Regions from separate parts of the Homo sapiens genome. Here all the other regions are linked to region 1. Evidence: read pairs that join two places in POLR2A ChIA-PET (ENCODE). Cell type or tissue: MCF 10A. All regions are shown on one strand. Each heading gives the region's core, and the rest is flanking DNA. Links, peaks and the distances in the headings are about the cores only. Region 1 overlaps MICAL2 (microtubule associated monooxygenase, calponin and LIM domain containing 2). Region 2 overlaps MICAL2 (microtubule associated monooxygenase, calponin and LIM domain containing 2). Region 3 has its middle 21 kb from the start of LINC02989. Region 4 holds the start of LINC02989 (long intergenic non-protein coding RNA 2989).

What was found. Peaks named below come from ENCODE experiments on the same cell type or tissue, not always from the same donor. Only the 100,000 strongest peaks of a DNase experiment are listed, where the experiment ranks them.
Region 2: POLR2A ChIA-PET joins it to region 1 with 31 read pairs; 7 of 35 experiments call an interaction of 5 or more read pairs at or near these places.
Region 3: POLR2A ChIA-PET joins it to region 1 with 24 read pairs; 7 of 35 experiments call an interaction of 5 or more read pairs at or near these places.
Region 4: POLR2A ChIA-PET joins it to region 1 with 13 read pairs; 12 of 35 experiments call an interaction of 5 or more read pairs at or near these places.

Annotation. Positions count from the first base shown.
Region 1 is chr11:12,188,248-12,192,247 of GRCh38, forward strand. The region is part of intron 3 of MICAL2 (microtubule associated monooxygenase, calponin and LIM domain containing 2); the gene reads left to right. Among named protein-coding and RNA genes, the nearest start is that of MIR6124, 27 kb to the left of the region's middle. In MCF 10A, for the core only: a CTCF peak has its summit at 1,520 (motif pointing right); a DNase peak (open chromatin) is centred at 1,504.
Region 2 is chr11:12,124,859-12,129,528 of GRCh38, forward strand. The region is part of intron 1 of MICAL2 (microtubule associated monooxygenase, calponin and LIM domain containing 2); the gene reads left to right. Among named protein-coding and RNA genes, the nearest start is that of MICAL2, 17 kb to the left of the region's middle. In MCF 10A, for the core only: no CTCF peak of the experiment used is centred there; DNase peaks (open chromatin) are centred at 1,103 and 1,953.
Region 3 is chr11:12,063,729-12,068,398 of GRCh38, forward strand. No RefSeq gene overlaps it. Among named protein-coding and RNA genes, the nearest start is that of LINC02989, 21 kb to the right of the region's middle. RefSeq lists enhancers at 2,208-3,407, 2,423-2,945. In MCF 10A, for the core only: no CTCF peak of the experiment used is centred there; DNase peaks (open chromatin) are centred at 2,413, 2,643 and 3,393.
Region 4 is chr11:12,084,194-12,088,863 of GRCh38, forward strand. It overlaps LINC02989 (long intergenic non-protein coding RNA 2989), which reads left to right and starts at 2,678. Exons shown (of 2, transcript NR_186297.1): 1 at 2,678-2,927. In MCF 10A, for the core only: CTCF peaks have their summits at 3,287 and 4,206 (motif pointing right); DNase peaks (open chromatin) are centred at 2,268, 2,608, 3,448 and 3,998.

The DNA.
Region 1 (4,000 bases), core at 1-4,000:
AATAGATTAGAATATTGAAATTAACTTCCTATTTCTTGTCACTTTTTTAGAAAAAATGTGGCTATCAGAAAATTTAAAATTGCACGTGTGGCTCACCTTATATTTCTATTGCAGTGATTCTTAACTGGTGGCTGTTTTGCCTTCCAGGGACGTTTGATAATATTTGAAGACTTTTTTTTATTGTCATGCTGTTGGGAGAGTGGCGTGGTTGGCACGAGCACCTAGTTGGAAGAGGCCGGGGAAGCTGCTGAACATCCTACAATGCACAGGATAACACCCTACAACCAAAATTATCTGGTCCCAAATGTAGTAGTGCTGAGGTTGAGAAACCCAGTTCTATTGTATAGCACTGTTTTACTCTCACTTTTGATGAACCAATCTTCTCTCATTGACAATGACACTAAAATTGGAGGGCTTAGGGCACAGTAGAAAGAGCATAATGGCCAGAGTCAGATACCTGTGACCCTGGGCAGGTTATGTAACATTTCAGAGCCTCCACTTCCTCATCTGTGAAATGGACGCAATGATACCTACTTTATAGGATCCTTGTTAGGACTCAATGAAATTGAACATAGCATACCTGACACATGGTAGACCTCCACTCAGTAGAAATTAGCATTATTGTTAAAATTTGTGTCACTATGCGGACTCTCTGGATCAACTATTAGGATTTCTACACATCTTTTAGATTTTCAATGAGTACCTTACACTCAACAAATAGAAAACTAAATTCATAATTTTACACTTCCTCTCCCCTCCCACTCCCTAAATTTATTCTTCTTTCTGATTTTCAGTCTTAGAGCACAGTATCACCATTCTCCCACTCTGAGAACCTGAGTCAGTTTCACTTCTTCCTTCTACCCTCCAGCCTGAATTTGTAATCTCTTAACCTTTATACGTTAACTGTGTTTCATCCAACCCCTCCTTTACATTCCTGCCTAGTGGGACCTCTGCATCTGCTGTAAGTGGCTTCCTTCCAGGTCCTTGCCTCTACTCTTTCCCAGTCCCCACTATGTGTAAAGTTCTCTTGCTCAGGAACCTTGATGTTTTTTTTGTTTTGTTTTTGTTTTTGTTTTTGCTAAAGTGCGAGTACCTATGGTCAGAAAATGTGACATATCCATCTGTATTTCCCTAGCACCAGATATGATGCCTAGAAAATAGCTGTTCATTCAGTGTTTTTTGAATGAATGCATAGATAAATAAATGATAGATATCCTTTTCCCGTTGGTACATGGGTAGGATCAGGTATTACAGGGAGCTAGGGTAGCAGTTTCCAAATGCCCTATTTCCCTTTAATAGTTTTGCAGGGTTTAAATTACATATTCCCTAACCTACCTTATCTCACCACCCCCACTACCTCCACCACCTTCCTGATTTTGAGCTGGAGACTCAGTTTGTTTTCTCTGAAAGGGTTACAGCGATGATGCATTAGACCTGGGTCCCGGAAATCCTGCCTTCCATATGTGGGCTTCCGCAGGCAGCCTGAGCCAGCTATGGCTCACGTTCTGCAAGCCCAGGCCTGCCACCAGAGGGAAAGTGCCCTAGATGCCCAGGCATGCCTTCCTCTTGGTGGCCAAAGATTTCCCAGGCAGCTCCCAGCAGGCTGTGAGGGGAGGCTTTCCAGAAATTTGCCCTTAAAGATGCTCTGATAGAGAAAACATAACATGTTCTTTGGCAGGTTGTGGGCATCTATCATACAGTAATCATGGGCAGTCGGGATGGTGTAGGATTGGAGCCTCCCGATGTCTAGACACTTTGGTCTGTTCACAGTTTCAAAAACATTTTAATTACAAACCACTTTATGGTGTAAGGTGACCCACATGGAGTTATCAAGAACTTCTGAGTAAGTTTGCTAACTTCTTTTGTGGCAGCTGCAAGTTGACTCAAAACTACATTCCGCTGGTGAGTATGGGTTGTCTGGCCTGGAAGACATGTGTGAGTTGCTCTAAGGGGCTCGCTGTTCTCTTACTATCTGGAAGGCCTCAAAGTTCCTCTGGTGGGAAAGATTTTCTTCTGCAAACACCCTGGGATTTGTCTCTTGAAGAATCAGGGTTTTGGACTCTCCTACGTAACCATCTTCTGTGGGTTGGATATCAGATGTGTATCCAACCCCCAGAAGATGGATCAAGGTGCAGTTGACTAAATGGCTTTTCTCTTGGGAAACTTGAGGATTTTCTGTCACCTCTAACTGGCTTTGTGACATCTGAAGTTGTTTCCTGTATCTGAAGCTACTTATTTCATTGGTAAAGGTAGTAAAACTCCCACCTATTTTCAGCTTTGATTCCTTTTCTCCCCTGACCCCAAAACTTGTGCTTCAGAATAAGTTGTTTCACAGACAAGGTTGCATATGTTAGGTGACAATATCTTCTCTCCATTTTTGTAAAGTGTAAAGTCACATCACTGCCTGTCAGCATTTCTAATCAGCCACAGATAATTTGTGTTCACACTAAATTGTCACAATCCCATGCAAAATTAAGCAAGAGTGGTGATTAATAGCATGAGTCCAGAGTTGAACAGATTTGGGTTTGAAACTTAGCTCTGCCTTTTACCAGATAAACATCTTTAAGTAGCAGGACTTCAACTTCAATGTCCTCACCTGAAATCAAGAGATAAAATAGTTCCTACCTTATAAGTTAGTTTATCCCTTATTTAATAAGATAATATATGTAAAGCCCCAAGACAGTATCTTCTTAAATATAGACTATTATATTTCAGTTAGCCTCAGTGTGCATCCTGATTTGGGGTAAAGGTATGATTTGATTTGATTTGATTGACTGATTGATTTGGCAAATATTTATCAGTACCTGCTGAGGATGAGGGACTGCTCTAGCCTCTGGGGATACAGCTATGAATCAGAGACAAGGCCTCTGCTTTAGTGGAACTTATGTTCTAGAGGGAGACAAACAAAGTGAACTATTTAACAAATAAAAAAGATGGCCGGGTGCGGTGGCCCACGCCTGTAATCCCAGCACTTTGGGAGGCTGAGGCGGGCAGATCATTTGAGGTCAGGAGTTCAAGACCAGCCTGGCCAACATGGTGAAACCCTATCTCTATTTAAAAAAAAAAATAGAAAAATTAGCTGGGTGTGGTGGCATGTGTCTGTAATCCCAGCTACTCAGGAGGCTGACGCAGGAGAGTTGCTTGAACCTGGAAGGCGGAGGTTGCAGTGAGCCAAGATCATGCCATTGCACTCCAGCCCGGGCAGCAGAGCAAGACTATGTCTCAAAAAAAAAAAAAAAATGTAGGCCAGATGCACCTGCAATCCCAGCAATTTGGGAGGCCAAGGCAGGTGGATTGCTTGAGTTCAGGAGTTTGATACCAGCCTGGGTAACATGGTGAAACCCTGTCTCTACAAAGAAATACAAAAAAATTAGCTGGGCATGGTGGTGCACACCTGTAGTCCCAGCTACTCGGGAAGCTGAGATGGGAGGATTGCTTGAGCCTGGGAGGTCAAGGCTACAGTGAGCCGTGATTGTACCACTGCACTCCAGCTTGGGCAACAGAGTGAGACCCTGTCTCCAAAAAGAAAAAGAAAAAAAGAGAGAGATGTTGGGTTATGATAAGCACCATGCAGAAAATAAATGGAAATGTGAGAGAGTAATGGGTGGGGCTGAGAAGGTATCATCTCCAGGGAGTGGGATGTTTGAGCTCAGCCCTGAATGGTGAGAAGGAGCTGTGTTCAAAGATCTGAGGGAAGGGTGTCCAGGGCAGGAGGACCAGCAAGGAGCTCCCTTAGACTTTCAGAGGTACAAAAAATGGCCTCTGGGCTCCCTGAAATAACTTCTTGGAACCCCCACCCCCACCCCCGCCCGCCACCCAAAACCCACCAAGGGCAAGGGGTTATGGGGAGGGATGCATTGGACAGCATGATCTAAGCCTGCATTTGGTGAAAAGACTGAAATATTTACTATCTGGCCCTTTATAGAAAAAAATGTGCTAATCTGAGGGATCTAAGGTCCCTTTCAGCTTGGACAGTGCACACACGTGCAAGTGCAGGTGG
Region 2 (4,670 bases), core at 398-4,397, 63 kb before region 1:
CCAACTTCCCCTTCTTGGTCTTTTGCTAATTTCACAGGAAATGATTGTTTTTCCTCCACAGTTCCTGTGTCCTTCTGGTCACTAACCCATTCCACCATTGTTGTGGGAATTAGGGAACTAGGTTAGTCCCTGTTTCTATGGACACATCCTCTCTCTTCTAGATGATGAAACTCTCTGCAAAGCCAGGCTTAGCCTTTAGCCACTGGGGCTTCCTGCGCTCTCAGGGTGTCTGATCTCAGCCCCACCCGCCAGAGCTCATCTCTGGCTAGCCTGGGATCTGTATCAGCAGCAGCCCAGTGGGGTCCATTTCCATCGTATCTCTATGCCTTAGTTCTTCCCTTCTCACCCATGTGTTCTCCAGAATATTTCTCTTTATTTCATGGGCTTTTCACATAGCTGTACATCTTTTTTTTGAGACGGAGTCTCGCTCTGTCACCCAGGATGGAGTGCAGTGGCGCGATCTCGGCTCACTGCAACCTCCGCCTCCTGGGTTCAAGTGCTTCTCCTGCCTCGACCTCCCGAGTAGCTGGGAATACAGGCATGCACCACCATGCCCTGCTAATTTTTTTGTATTTTTAGTACAGACGGGGTTTCACCATGTTAGCCAGGATAGTCTTGATCTCCTGACCTCGTGATCTGCCCGCCTCGGCCTCTCAAATTGCTGGGATTACAGGCGTGAGCCACCGTGCCCGGCATCTTTTTTTTGTTATGTAGAGACACTCTATCTCTCTGCCCTGTCCCAAGTCTAGTCCTTTAAAAGATAAAGCCTGGGTGCAGAGAAGTGTGTCTAGTCTGCTATCAGTTAATGTAAACAAAAGGACACATATTTATATTTGTGTATATATGCATAATCACGGTCCGGAAACAGACACAAGCAACTGATAATAGTGGTGACCTGTTTTAGAGTGGGGACGTGGTAGGTAGATGGGGACAGGAGTAGGAGGGAAACTTTTTCTGAATACTTTTGTATTCTTTTGACTTTGGAATCCGGTGCAAGTATTTCTTATTCAGTTTTTTTTTTCTTTAAATAACAGATAATCTGGGATGCCTGATTGGCTAATGTGAACTGGTGAGGCCATGTGGAGTGAGTGACTCACCTGCTTGAGTCAGGGCTCTGCAGCCTCCTACCCACCTGGGCCTCAGCTCCTCAGGTGTAAAGCTGGCTGGTCCCAGCCCACTTACCTTGCAGAGGGGACTCAGGGAGGCCCTCCTGCAGAGCCTGGCATAGGCCAGCACATGGAGGGTCTGTAGTAAACAGGGCCTCTCCCTCAGAAGTCATGTGGGATTTTAGGACCATTACAGTAAACTGTAATCTCGGTTTAGTGATAGCTGGTGCTCAAAGCGTGCACCTGAGCCTCATGTTGGTTTTCTGCTGTCAGTCACTTAAAACTTACACCATGGTTTTTTCCTCTTGTGAACTCCAGTATTTAAGGAGATTGGAAGCTCTGAATCTCTGGGTTTGCCTGGAAGAAGTATGTACTTTGCTTTGCCAGACCTGAGATGCTTTACAAATCATCTCGTCTGCCCAGTTCAGTGGAGTGAGATTAGAATAGGTCTAACATCCTTTGAAAACATAGGCCCATGGTGAGGTTTGCAGGTAACTGAGATCACAGCTGGCTCTGAAGAAAAAATGCAGCCTCTTGGGAGTGGCCAGTCCAGGTACCTATAATTGAGGAAGTGACCTGATTGGGGAGGTGACTTATTTACCCTGGGCAATTAAGAAGCATTTATTGAACACCTACTATGTGCCCTAGGCTCTGTGCTGTGGGGATGACAAGATGCATAAGGCTCAACTTCTCCTCCTAAAGTATTTACAGTGGGCTTGGGAAAGCAAGGCTTATGTGTGTAAAAAAAAAAAAAAAATTAAGTAACAGGAGATTTTCGCAACAGTTCAGCTCAATCATAGAAGAAAAACCACAAGGTAGTTCATGACTAATGTCCATCTGCCTGAAGGAGGCAGCGGTGGGTGTGGGGAGTGTTTTCTGTGGGCTAGGGAGGGCCTGGAAAGCTTCCTGGAGGAGGGAGCAGAGGTGGCGGCAGCAGCAGCATTTGATCTGGATCCTGATGGGTAGTTGCAGTGCAGATGGATAAGTTGGGAGTAAGAAGAGAGCATCTCTAGTGGGTGTTGAGGCCAAGAGAAATGGGGAATTGCCTGCTTTGAAGGTGGGCAGCGGGAAATGAGGCTAGGCAGGTGAGTTTAGGACAGATGCAAAGAGGCTTTAATGAGAGAGAGATTGAGTTGGAGTGTGTTTAACTTCAGAACAGGGATGGGAGGATGAAGGCCCAGGGTCTCACAGGGAACTCTTGTAAATCTCAGGAAGATAGGCAAGAAAGGGTCTAGCTCCAGGACATTTCAGTCTAGGCATCTCTAGCCTCCAGCCTCCTGGAGCCATTCTTTCACCATTGCTCTATGGGGACATTTTCTTCTTAGGCATTTTACATGTCTGCTCATTCATTCATTCAGCAGGTATTTATGAGCTCTTACTCTGTGGCAGGCACTGCTCTCAGTGCTGGGTTGCAGCAGGGAAAAAAACAAAACAAGATAACATCCCTTGCCACATTCCCAGAAGGGGAGAGGGACAATAAACAAGTGAGCTAAATGCGTGGGAGGCCAGGTGATGAGAGGTATGGTGGAGAAAATCAAAGCAGGGAAGGAGATGGTGTGTGCTGCATGGAGAGGGGAGCAGCTCGGGGAGGGCTGTAATTTTAAACAGAGTGGTTAGAGAAGGTTTCACTGACTCACCCTGTCACTGGGACTTTGGGAGCACAGGGAAGGAGGCAAGGCCAGATCCTACTGGGATCTTGAGCCCACAGTTGATCCTCTTCGACCTGTTGGGGGTCTTTGACTAGGCAGTAGGGAGTCTTTGAGTGCTCTTGAGCAGAGGAGTGACATGTGTGGGGAGATCTCCCTAGTGGCTTTGTAGGGGATAGGATATTGGCGGCTGAGACAGGGGAGCAGAGATTCAGGAGGAGATGACCACTGTAGACTAAAAAAGTCTACTCATTTGACACTTTCCTCACTGTGCTGCAAGCTCCACATCTGTAAATGGAGATAAAATGGTACTTACCATTTCAGGCACGTTTTCAAGAGGATGAAGTGGGTTACTGAATGTAGAATACTTAGACTAGCACCTGACATATAATAAGTGCCTAAAAATATTGTCTTGCTCTACTATCTGTCCCTCTGTCTGCATATACGTATGTGTGTGTAAAATTAATGTGTTAGGGACATCCTTTCTTGTCCTGAAGCCAAGTCAAATGAAGAAAATAATGGCGCTTTTCAGGATTAAATGAGATCATCCATGTTGTGGGTGTAGGTTAGTGGCAGATGAAAACCAGGTGAATACTAGTTAAAAGTACTACTGTTACCACCAGATCTTACCTTGAAGAAAATGATTTTGCAATGGAAATCCTTTGTAAAGTCTTCCTATTTAACAGTTGTTTATCAAGACTGCAACATGCCAGGTGCTGCACTAGACACATCCCATTTCATCTTTGCAATAACTGCCCAAGATAATAAGTGTTAACCACATCTTACAGATGAGGAAGCAGAAGCCCTGGACTAAGACTTGACAAGGTCACATAGCTGGTAAATGGCAGAGCTGGGATTAATCCATGAGTGTTCCATTGTGTAAATGTAAACATTGACATATAGGTTCTCATATCAGTCTCCCTTGGTATTAGGTACCCACAAAGAGGTGCAGGGAGAGCAGAGGCATGGCCAATTTCCAGGACAGATCGGGGCAGTGTGAATGTAGTGGGGAAAGCATGGGTGGGAGACACTGTGGGTGAAACAGTACCTTTCTTCAATGACTCAGCCCTGCAGGCTTTATCAGAGCCTTTCAGCCACCCTCTCAGAGTCTATCTGAAACCCATTTTGGTTTCCCAAAAGGAGCAGAGCCTGACAAGTTCAAATCCTGGCTCCAGCACTTACCAGCCATGTAAGTCCAAGATAGAAGTCAATTTCTTTGTGCCTCAGTTTTGTCATCTGCAAACTTGCTTCATAGGGTTGTTATGAGAATATCAGAGAAGCTATGTCAACACTTAGAACAGTGCCTGGCCCATAGCAAGCACTCTGAAAGAGTTATTATTATGTTAACAATTCTTATATTATTTTTATATTATAGTATTATTGTAAGTGCCTTCTTAATCTCTGAGGTCAGGGTAGAATGTCCATCCTCTCTGCAGGATCATTCTGTAACACATTCTGTTTTGCCTTATTATATAGATGTGGGTGTAGGTCTCCCCTTTACAAGACCATGAATAGAATTCAATCAGCATCTTTCTAAAATCCCTGAAGACTTGTGCCTTGTCCTAGAAGCTGTCAATAGAGACTTGGGCCAAAAGAAGTGATTCTTGGTTTTCTTTTACCCTTCAAGCCACATATTCTGACCTGAAGACCCCACCTCTCAGGATTTGGAAAATGTCTGATATTTCCAAAGGTGCTTTACAGTTTGCCAAACACATTCCCATTCATATTTCATTTGGTCTTCACAGTTACCCTGTGCGGTTACTGGGTACTGTCCCCATTGAACAGGTCAGGAGACTGAGGCTCTGCAGGGTTGAATAACTTGCTCCAAAACGTGCAAGTGGAAGGTAATGAAACACGCACCCCCCTTCCTATCCCAGAAAGCTTTGTTCTGGAGTTTCAGATTGACTCTTCCCCTAAA
Region 3 (4,670 bases), core at 333-4,332, 120 kb before region 1:
CAGGCGTGCGCCACCACACCCAGCTCATTTTTGTATTTTTAATAAAGACAGTGTTTTGCTGTGTTGCCCAGGCTAGTCTCGAATTCCTGGACTCAAGCATTCCACCTGCCTCAGCCTCCCAAAGTGCTAGGATTACAGGTGTGAGTCACTGCACCCAGTCAGAATATAACCTTTTTACAGCTTTATTGAAGTATAATTTACATAACATAAAATTCACCTATAGTAAATATACAATTCAATGATTTGTAATAAATTTGTATACTTTTACAACCATGTCCACAATCAGTTTTAGAATATTTTTATCAACCCAAAACATTTCATGCTATGCTCATTTGCAGTCAAATATAGTCCTACTTTAAACCCAGTCAACCACAAATCTACTTTCTTCCTCTATTGATTTGTCTTTTCTGGACATTTCGTATAAACAGAATCATACAACATGTATTCTGTTCTGTGTGGCTTCCTTCCCTTAGCATACTGTTTTTATGGTTCATTCATGTTGTGGCATGAATCAGTACTTTTTTCTTTTTATGCTAAGTACTATCTCAGTGGATGCGTTTATTACATTTTGCTTATTCATTCACCTGTCAATGGAAATTTGGATTGTTTCCAGTTTTTGCCTATTAAGAACAAAGTTGCTGTGAATATTTGCATACAAGTCTTTGTGTGGACGTATGTTTTCATTTCTCTGGGTTACATTCCTAGGAGTAGGTCATATAATAAGTTTATAGTTAACTTTTTAAGAAACTGCCAAATTGTTTTCCAAAGTGGTTGCTCCATTTTATGTTCCCACCAGCAACGTATGAGAGTTCCACTTTCTTCACATCCTGTGGTACCTCTTCGTGGTTGAATTTGCATTTTCCCAATAACTAAGGGTGTTGAATGTCCTTTCATGTGTTTATTAGCCATTTGTGTATCTTTTTCAAAGAAATGTCTGTTCAAATGTTTTTCTCATTTTTAATTTGGTTGATTGTCTTAGTGTTGTAAGAGTTCTTTATATATTCTGGAAATAAGTCCTTTATCAGATATATGATTTGCAATTCTTTTCTCTTAGTCTGTGGCTTGTCTTTTTGGGGTTTTTTTTGTTGTTGTTTGTTTTTGAGACAGTCTCCCTGTCGCCAAGGCTGGAGTGCACAGTGGCAGGATCTCAGCTCACTGCAACCTCCTCCTCCCAGGTTCACACGATTCTTGTGTCTCAGCCTCCCAAGTAGCTGGGATTACAGGCATGCACCACCACGCACAGCTAATTTTTGTATTTTTAGCAGAGATGAGGTTTCACCATGTTGACCAGGCTGGTCTCAAACTCCTGGCCTCAAGCAATCCACCCGCCTCGACCTTCCAAAGTAATGGAATTACAGGCATGAGCCACCATGCCTGGCCTTGTCTTTTCATATTTTTAATGGTATTTCTAGAAGAGCAAAAGATTTTCATTTTGATAAAGTCCAATTTACCTTGTTTTTCTTTTTAGATTGCCCTTTTTGGTGACTTGTCTAAGAAAGTTTTGCCTAACAAGGTCATAAACATTTTCTCCTATGTTTTCCTTTACAAGTTTTTAAAATATAATTTTAAAATAATTTTTCATTTTGAACATAATCCATAGTAACATTAAAAACAAATAGAAAATATAAACAGGGCACAGTAGCTCACACCTGGAATCCTAGCACTTTGGAAGGCAGAGGCAGGTAGAGTTCAAGATCAACCTGGGCAACATAGTGAAACCCTGTCTCTACTAAAAATACAAAAATTAGCCAGGCATGGTGGTGGGCACCTGCAATCCCAGCTATGTGTGAGTGTGTGAGGCTGAGATGGGAGAATCACTTGAATCCGGGAGGCAGAGGTTGCAGTGAGCGGAGATGGTGCCACTGCACTCCAGCCTGGGCAACAGAGTGAGACTCCTTCTCCGCCTAAAAAAATAAAAAAATAAAATTAGCCAGGTATCTTGGGGCATGCCTGTAGTCCCAGCTACTTGGGAGGCTGAGGTGGGAGGATTGCTTGAGCCTGGGAGATCAAGGCTGCAGTGAGCTGTGAGCATGTTATGGCACTCCAGCCTGAGTGACAGATTGAGACCCTGTCTCAAAAAAAAAAAAAAAAAAAGAAAGAAAGAAAAAGAAAATGTTGATCAGCAAAAGGAAGAAGTTACAGATCACTCATAATCCCCCTGCCCCAAAATTCATGTTTTGTTACACGTCTTTATTGGTTACCTATTGCTGCATAACAAATTATTCCCAAAATGTAACAGCTTAAAATAACACATTTATTATCTCAAAACTTCTGTGGATTGGGAATCTGGGAGCACTCTTCTTGGTGCCTTTGGCTCAGGATCACTCACAAGGCTGCAGTCAAGGTATCCCCTGGGGCAGCCATCGTCTCAAGCCTCCGCTGGAAGAGGGTGCATGTCCAAGCTTGCCCATGTGGCTGTGGGCAGGCCTCAAGTCTTCACTGGCTGTTGGCTGAAGGCATCAATTTCTTGCCATGTGGGTCTCCCCACAGGGCAATTCACAACATGGCGACTGGCTTTCCTGAGAGCAAGCAAACAAGAGCAGGCAAGAAGGTGCCCAAACAGGCCACCCCCTTTTTGTAACTTATTCATAGAAGTGACATCCCTTTATCTTGTGCCCTGCTGAATGCTTAGAGGTGAGTCACCAGGTCCAGCTCACTCTCCAGGGAAGGGGATTGCACAAGTTCTGAATACCAGGAGGTGGGGGTCATTGGGGACCGTATTAGAAGGCTGCCACGATGTCCTTCTTGTTACTCATCTTTTGTTGTTCTTACGTATTGGGTGGTAAATCTTCACCTGTGGAACTTTTTCCACAGATGCAGGGGCCCCTTTCTAGATTCTAGATTCTCCTGAATCAGGATCTCCTGAGAACCGCAGTTCTCTGTATGCTTATCTCTGAAAAGCTCCACAGGTCATTCTAATGGGAGCCAAGTAAGAGTCACTCAAAAGTGAGTATTTCCCATATGGATTACAACTGCATATATGTTTAGAAGCATTTTTTTTTCTTTTTATCCCCTCAAATAGTGTTGAACACAAATGTGTTCCAGGTGCTTGGTTCTCAGTGTGGGGCCATCATTTCCATTTCTCCTCAGGAAGCTGTGTTTTACGATCCCTTTGCAGGCAGAGCCCCACCAACCAGGCCTGGCGATCATGACATCCAATTCCAGGGGCTGCAGGGGAGCCCTTCCTTCCGAGTGAGCCACGAGGCTGCCTGCCCTGGTGTTTGGCTTCAGGCAGCTCTGACATCAATCTGTCATTCCAGAGGACACTTTTAGATGTAAGTCTGCTGGTGTGGGGACTTTATGAGAACAGGAATCCCTGGCTGTGAAATTGCTGGCATTTCATGATGTGAGAGAAGATTTACAAGCTCCATGCTGAGCTAGGCTCTTAACACAAGCCCAAGCAGTTACACAATCCAGCCTGCCAGGCAGGCAGAATGTGCAGGGAGCGGCAGGTGGGAGGAAGGGGAAGCTGCCACTTTACCATGCTCAGGACGCCTGGCCCTATCCAAACACCCACTGGGGGCTTAGTGCAAAGTTGCCTTAACTGTATTCACTGCAGCACGGGTCCCTCTGCAGATCTTAGTAAGCAAATGGGCAGTGGTATGTTGTGAGACTGTGGATTCAGAGAGGAAGGAATTTCAAAGGTCACTCTCTCCCGTCCTCTCCTGATGCTCCCCTCCCACCTTCCTAGCTAAAAGCTAACTCCTACTCCCCAATCCAAAGGAAACACAAGCATGCCCTCTCCCATAATCCTGTTCAATTTTTTTTTTTTTTTTTTGCATAACCCTATCTCTACTGTGTATGTATACATTTTAGTTTTTTCATGGCTTTTTTTTTGTGTGTATGTGTGTGTTGTTTATCTCTCCTGCTTGAATGTGAGCTTTCTAAAAGCAACAGCTTTGCCTGTCTTGTCAGTTTTACTTCTGGCATTCAAATCATTGCTAGACCTCAGTACATCCAGACATTGCTAGACCTCAGGCGCTGGCCTGTAAGGTCCTGAACGCCCTGCTTCCAGTATCCAAATATTCATTCATTCATTGAATGCACAGTTTTACCACTGTACCTGCTCAGGTCTCCTAAGCTTAGTGGTGGCCTCATCACACTGATTTTCACCTTGATAGGTTGATTCAATGAATGAATTAATGACTGTTGTGATTCTGCCAGGGGCAGAGAGCTCAGGACCTTATGGATCAGCCCAGCCTGGGTCTGATGGCTCTCACTCTTGGCCCCTCCTCATTTTTCCCTGCTGTCTCCCTGTGTGTACCCCCCTTCATTGTCCTCACTTGAAAGGCCACTCTGAACTAGCCTGCTCCTCTTGGAGCGCCCCAGAGATTCAAAAACAGCAGCTGCATGCTTTTCAAGATGAATGTCCCTGTTTCTTTTAGCTGTCTCTCGCGTGTCATTGTCATCCTACTCACCATCCTCGGGAGGGGTCTAGCGAGCCATTGTCCCTCAATAATTTGGGTTAAGTCTTTGAGATTCTTAGTAAGTCTTGGCAGTTTGCAGATTTTGAGACACTTCCCACTCAACACTTAGCTCATTTCTTCATGCTCAGATTTTTCATGTAGAAAAACAGTCAGTGGGTTTAATTGAGGATTGGTGCTTTTAACCAATTCTCTCTCTGTTTCTTTGCCCAAATTTTCTAGTGGACAACAGCCAAAAGTAGGGGC
Region 4 (4,670 bases), core at 264-4,263, 100 kb before region 1:
CTGAAGCATCTCTGCAGGTCCAGTAATTCTGGACCTGTGGTCTCCTTCCCCAAGTATCTGTTGCAGTTGTCTAAAAAAGAGAGCAAAGGCACTACAACTTGGAAAACAATGTGTTGTTATCTGGTAAAGGTGAAGAAACACATACCCTATGACCTAGCAATTCCACTCTTAGATATAAACCCTGGGGAAATATGTGCACATTTACTTCAGGATATACATACCAAGAATACTTATTGCAGCATCACTCATAGTACTTAAAACCTGGAAACAACCCAAATGTTCATCAGTAGTAGTATGGATAAATAAATATGGCATATTTAGCCAGTGGAATACTATACAGCCATGAAAATTAATTCAATATAGCTACCACAACAACATGGATGAATCTCTTAGACACAATTGAGCAAAAAAAGCCAGATATGGAGAAACCCCATAAACTCCATAAAGTGATTCTATTCATGTAAAGCTCAAAGTAGGTAAAATGAAACTATTTTCTTTAGGGATGCAAACTCAGGAGGTAAAACTAAAGGGAAAGGATGGAGACACCACATATTCTAGGGAAGAGGGGATGAGTATGATCAGATAGGGCCACGCAAGGGGTTTGGGGTGCTGGCAATGATTCACATCTTTTTTTTTTTTTTTGAGACGGAGTCTCACTCTGTCACCCAGGCTGGAGTGCAATGGCGCAATCTCAGCTCACTGCAACCTCCACCTCCTGGGTTCAAGCGATTCTCCTGTCTCAGCCTCCCGAGTACCGGGGATTACAGGCATGTGCCACGACACCTGGCTAATTTTTTTGTATTTTTAGTAGAGACGGGGTTTCACCCTGTTGGCCAGGCTGGTCTTGAACTCCTGACCTCAGGTGATTCGCCCACCTCAGCCTCCCAAGGTGCTGGGATTACAGGCGTGAGCCACCATGCCCAGCCAATGATTTATGTCTTGACATGAGTAGTGAGGACATGGGTGTTTGCTTTATAGTTATTTATTAGAATGTATAATTTTCTATGCACTTTTCTGCATGTGCATTCATTTTCATAATCTAAAAAGTAGAAGTGGGAGACAGCCTTGTTTTAAGAGGAGGTTGGATGACAGTGTCACCCTCCACTTTCTTTTCACTTCCAAATTTACCACTGTGGTCCCAGAAGAGAAGTCCCTGCTTGGTGCTCATGTCCCCACCCTTCTCCTGGATCCCCCATACCCTGGGGATCAGTCCGGAGACCTCCACTCTCAGAAGCAAACTCATCCTTGACTGCGCCTGACTCAGCCATCCCTGATTGCATCTTCTGGGCTCTTGTGCTCCCAAGGATGTAATTGAGTGTGCTATGTGGGGAGACAGTCTCATGATTTCCTCGGATGGAAACCAAGTGGAAATAAAAATAGTTGTGCCAGATTGTTGGTGTGCATCACAGCTCAGGAGTGGCCCTGGGATGCCTGGGCCTGGGCTGGAACCTGGCATCCATGTTGTATGCCCGATTTCCTCCACCTCCTCCGCTCAGGGTGCTGGTGTGTATGCCACCTCTCTGAGTGAGACAGGAAGATTGCGTTTAGCTCAAGCACCTTCTCATCAAGACTCTTTCGGAGGGTTCAGAGGGCTTGTTTCTGAAGCACTCAGCAGGCAGCCTGGCATAAAGCAGGTGCTCAGTGACCAGTGGGTATCAGTTGGTCCCTTGCTGCTTTGAGTTGGGCAACACTGAGGTTGGGACTACAGAGGTCATTGCCCCTTAAGAAGAACCTAGAGCAAGTTATCTCTGAGGCCCTCGGAAGCTTTGTTCAAGGGACATTAAGTCCCTTTGTTTGGGGCTGGGGAGTACTGAGACTACAGTTTGGGAAAATGTTGGTCTCTGAGATGTAGGCTGCCTGATGACTAGCTGTGCAAACAAAACCTCGGACTTCCCTCCGCATTTCTTTCCTTTGACCCTTCAGTGTCAGCAAGCTCAGGGTCAGAAACCCTGCACTCAACTCCTTTGCTAGGGATTTGTGGAGGCTGATAAAAGCCCGCAAGGTGGCCAGGGCTGCTGGGCAATGTTGGCATCCTGCTGATACAAAAACTCAGCTTGGATCTCCAGCACCTTCTCCTCAGATAAAGCTGGTAATTTCCTGGAGCAACCACACTTGGAGAGAACCAAGCTTGCAGGGAGCTCAGAGCAGCCTAGGCAGGTCACAGTGGACAGGAGGGATGTGGGACTGGCAGGAGGAAGTCAGGAAGGAGCCTTGATCACTGACTGCAAATAAAAGCTTCATGTGGTGCAATGAAATCACCCTATATGGCTTGAGAGGAAATTCTCTGCAAGGAGCTGCATGCAAATAGGTCATCAAGTAATGGCAAAAATATGCAGCCAAATGGAGGTGCCCCTGCAGTTTCCGTGTCTCCAAGGACTAGATAAACTCCAGGAAGGACTCAGGGCTTGATACCACAAAGGATGGGGAATAAGAGATGCTCCCTCTGCCCCCATGAGCCCCCTTAGCCAGCCTCCTGCCTCCTGCTTCCCATCTCTCCAAGGGGATCCACCCTGAGTCTGACCAGCATCCCCGTGTTCCCTGTGGCCGGGATCAGGCAGGGACACAGAGATTGCTTGAGACACTTTCTGGTGACTAATGCAGTATACTTGAACAGGAAACAGACTGGAAAGGACTTAGGGGGAGCTATAAATAGCCCATGTCCTAAAAAAATGAACTTGGGAAGAAATGGAATTAACAAACTGGGAGGAGAACAAGGAGATCACAGGCTCCAAACAAGACCAAGCTTTCTCTTGGGAAATGAGCTTTTCTCCCAGATGGAGCTCCATCTGCCCTTGCAGGATCAGCTCCCCCAAGTGTGCCCTGCTCCACCCTGGGGTTGACCAGCCAGCTCAGCCTGCCTGCCAATATGATGCCTGGAATTGTCTGTGGTTCTGGGGGCCAAGCCTTGTCAGGATCATCACGTAAGGGTGTGTATGTGCGGAAGGGTGGTGGCTGAGGCTCAGGATTCAAGGACTATGGACCATGGTGGGAAAGTAGAGAATTGGAGCAGTGACAGGTCAGGGACATCCCTTCTGATGTTCCTCAGTTCTCTTCTGTTCTCTGGGCTTCAGCAATCTGCTGTCTCTTGAACCCAGTGAGGGGAGGGGTGAGTCAGGCAGAAGAATGAGCTCAGGTAGGATGGCACGTCAGCAGCCTGGAGTCTGACACCGGCCAAGACACTCAGTGGCAGAGTAATGTAGAATAGAACACTCCATTTCACTAAGACTGGTTCCTTTTCTGTAAGATTGAGAGGTTAGACTAGTTCACTGGATTTGAAATATTTTTATTTTTTAAAGATGCATAACCTTTCTCCAAAGGAAATCACAAGGAAAGAAGAGTACTGCCCTGGTTAAGGTGGGGACTCAGGGTTTCTCACACTTACACTCAACCATTTCCCTTGTGGTAGCCCTGAGAAACTGCCACAGTGCACCAGGGCGTCGCCCAGCTCTGTTGAAAGCCACAGGACTGGAGCACTTGGCAAGTTTGGCTGGCCACCCAAACACAGCTCCTCACGGTTTCTTTCTGTCTTTCCTTTCTCCATAGAGGCTGGAAAGCTAAAACAGTGAAAGGTAATGCTGAGCAATGGAGGCCTAACTAATGATGTCAGTGAAAACAGAGGAGGAACTTGTAATTTACACTCCCCAGCTAACTTCTTCCTCCTCTTCTTCTTTTTTTTTTTTTTTAAAGACAGCATCCTCCTGTCACTTAGGCTGGAGTGCAGTGGCATGATCATGGCTCACTGCAGCCTCAAACTCCTAGGCTCAAGCAATCCTCCTGCCTCAGCCTCCCAAGTAGCTGGGATGACAGAGGCATGCCACTATACGCGGCTCCTAGCAAACTTCTTATATCCTTATTAGTTATTGTGATAGACTGATTGCAAAAACAGCCACAATCGTCTATCCCTTCCAGTCCACACCCTCTGCATCCTCAATCCACACCCTCTGCAATGTGACCGTGTAGCTCCTCCCATCAAGAGACAGAATCCATTTCCCCACCCTTTGAATATGGGCCGGCCTTGAAATTTGCTTTGAACAGTGTTTATTGAAAGTGACAATGTGCCAGCTCCACGCTTAGGTCTTAAGAAGCCTGTGTCTTCTACTGTCTCTCTCTTAAACCCCTGCTGCTGCCATGAGAACAAGCTGGGGCTAGCCTATGAGAAATGAAATATCACACAGAGCAGAGCCGAGTTGTCCCAGCAGAGGCCACCCCAGGCCAGCCATCCTCCAGCCAACCTGCCAGCGGACCCGAGATGCATGAGCAACTAGACTCATGAGAAATAATACATGTTGTTTTAAGGCATACGTTTTGGGGGTAGTCTATTTCTGTTCTAGTATTTATTGTCGAGTAACACACCACCCCAAAACTTAGTGATTTAAAACAATGTATTATATACTCATTTATTACAATCTCCCAAGGTTCTACGCATTGACTAGTCGCCGTGGGGCAATTCCCACCTGGGGGCTTTCAGATGATTAGTCAGATGTCGGCTAGGGCTGCAGGTATCCGAAAGGTTCAGCTTGAGTGGGTGCCTGGGATGGCTCACCCAGGTGGCTGGCACTGGATGCCAGCTCTCATGCTGGACTCAACTGGGCTGTTGACTGCACATGACCTCTGCATGGGCAAGGGCTTTTCACACCGGGGTGCTGGGTTCCACGAGGCAGGAAGAGGAT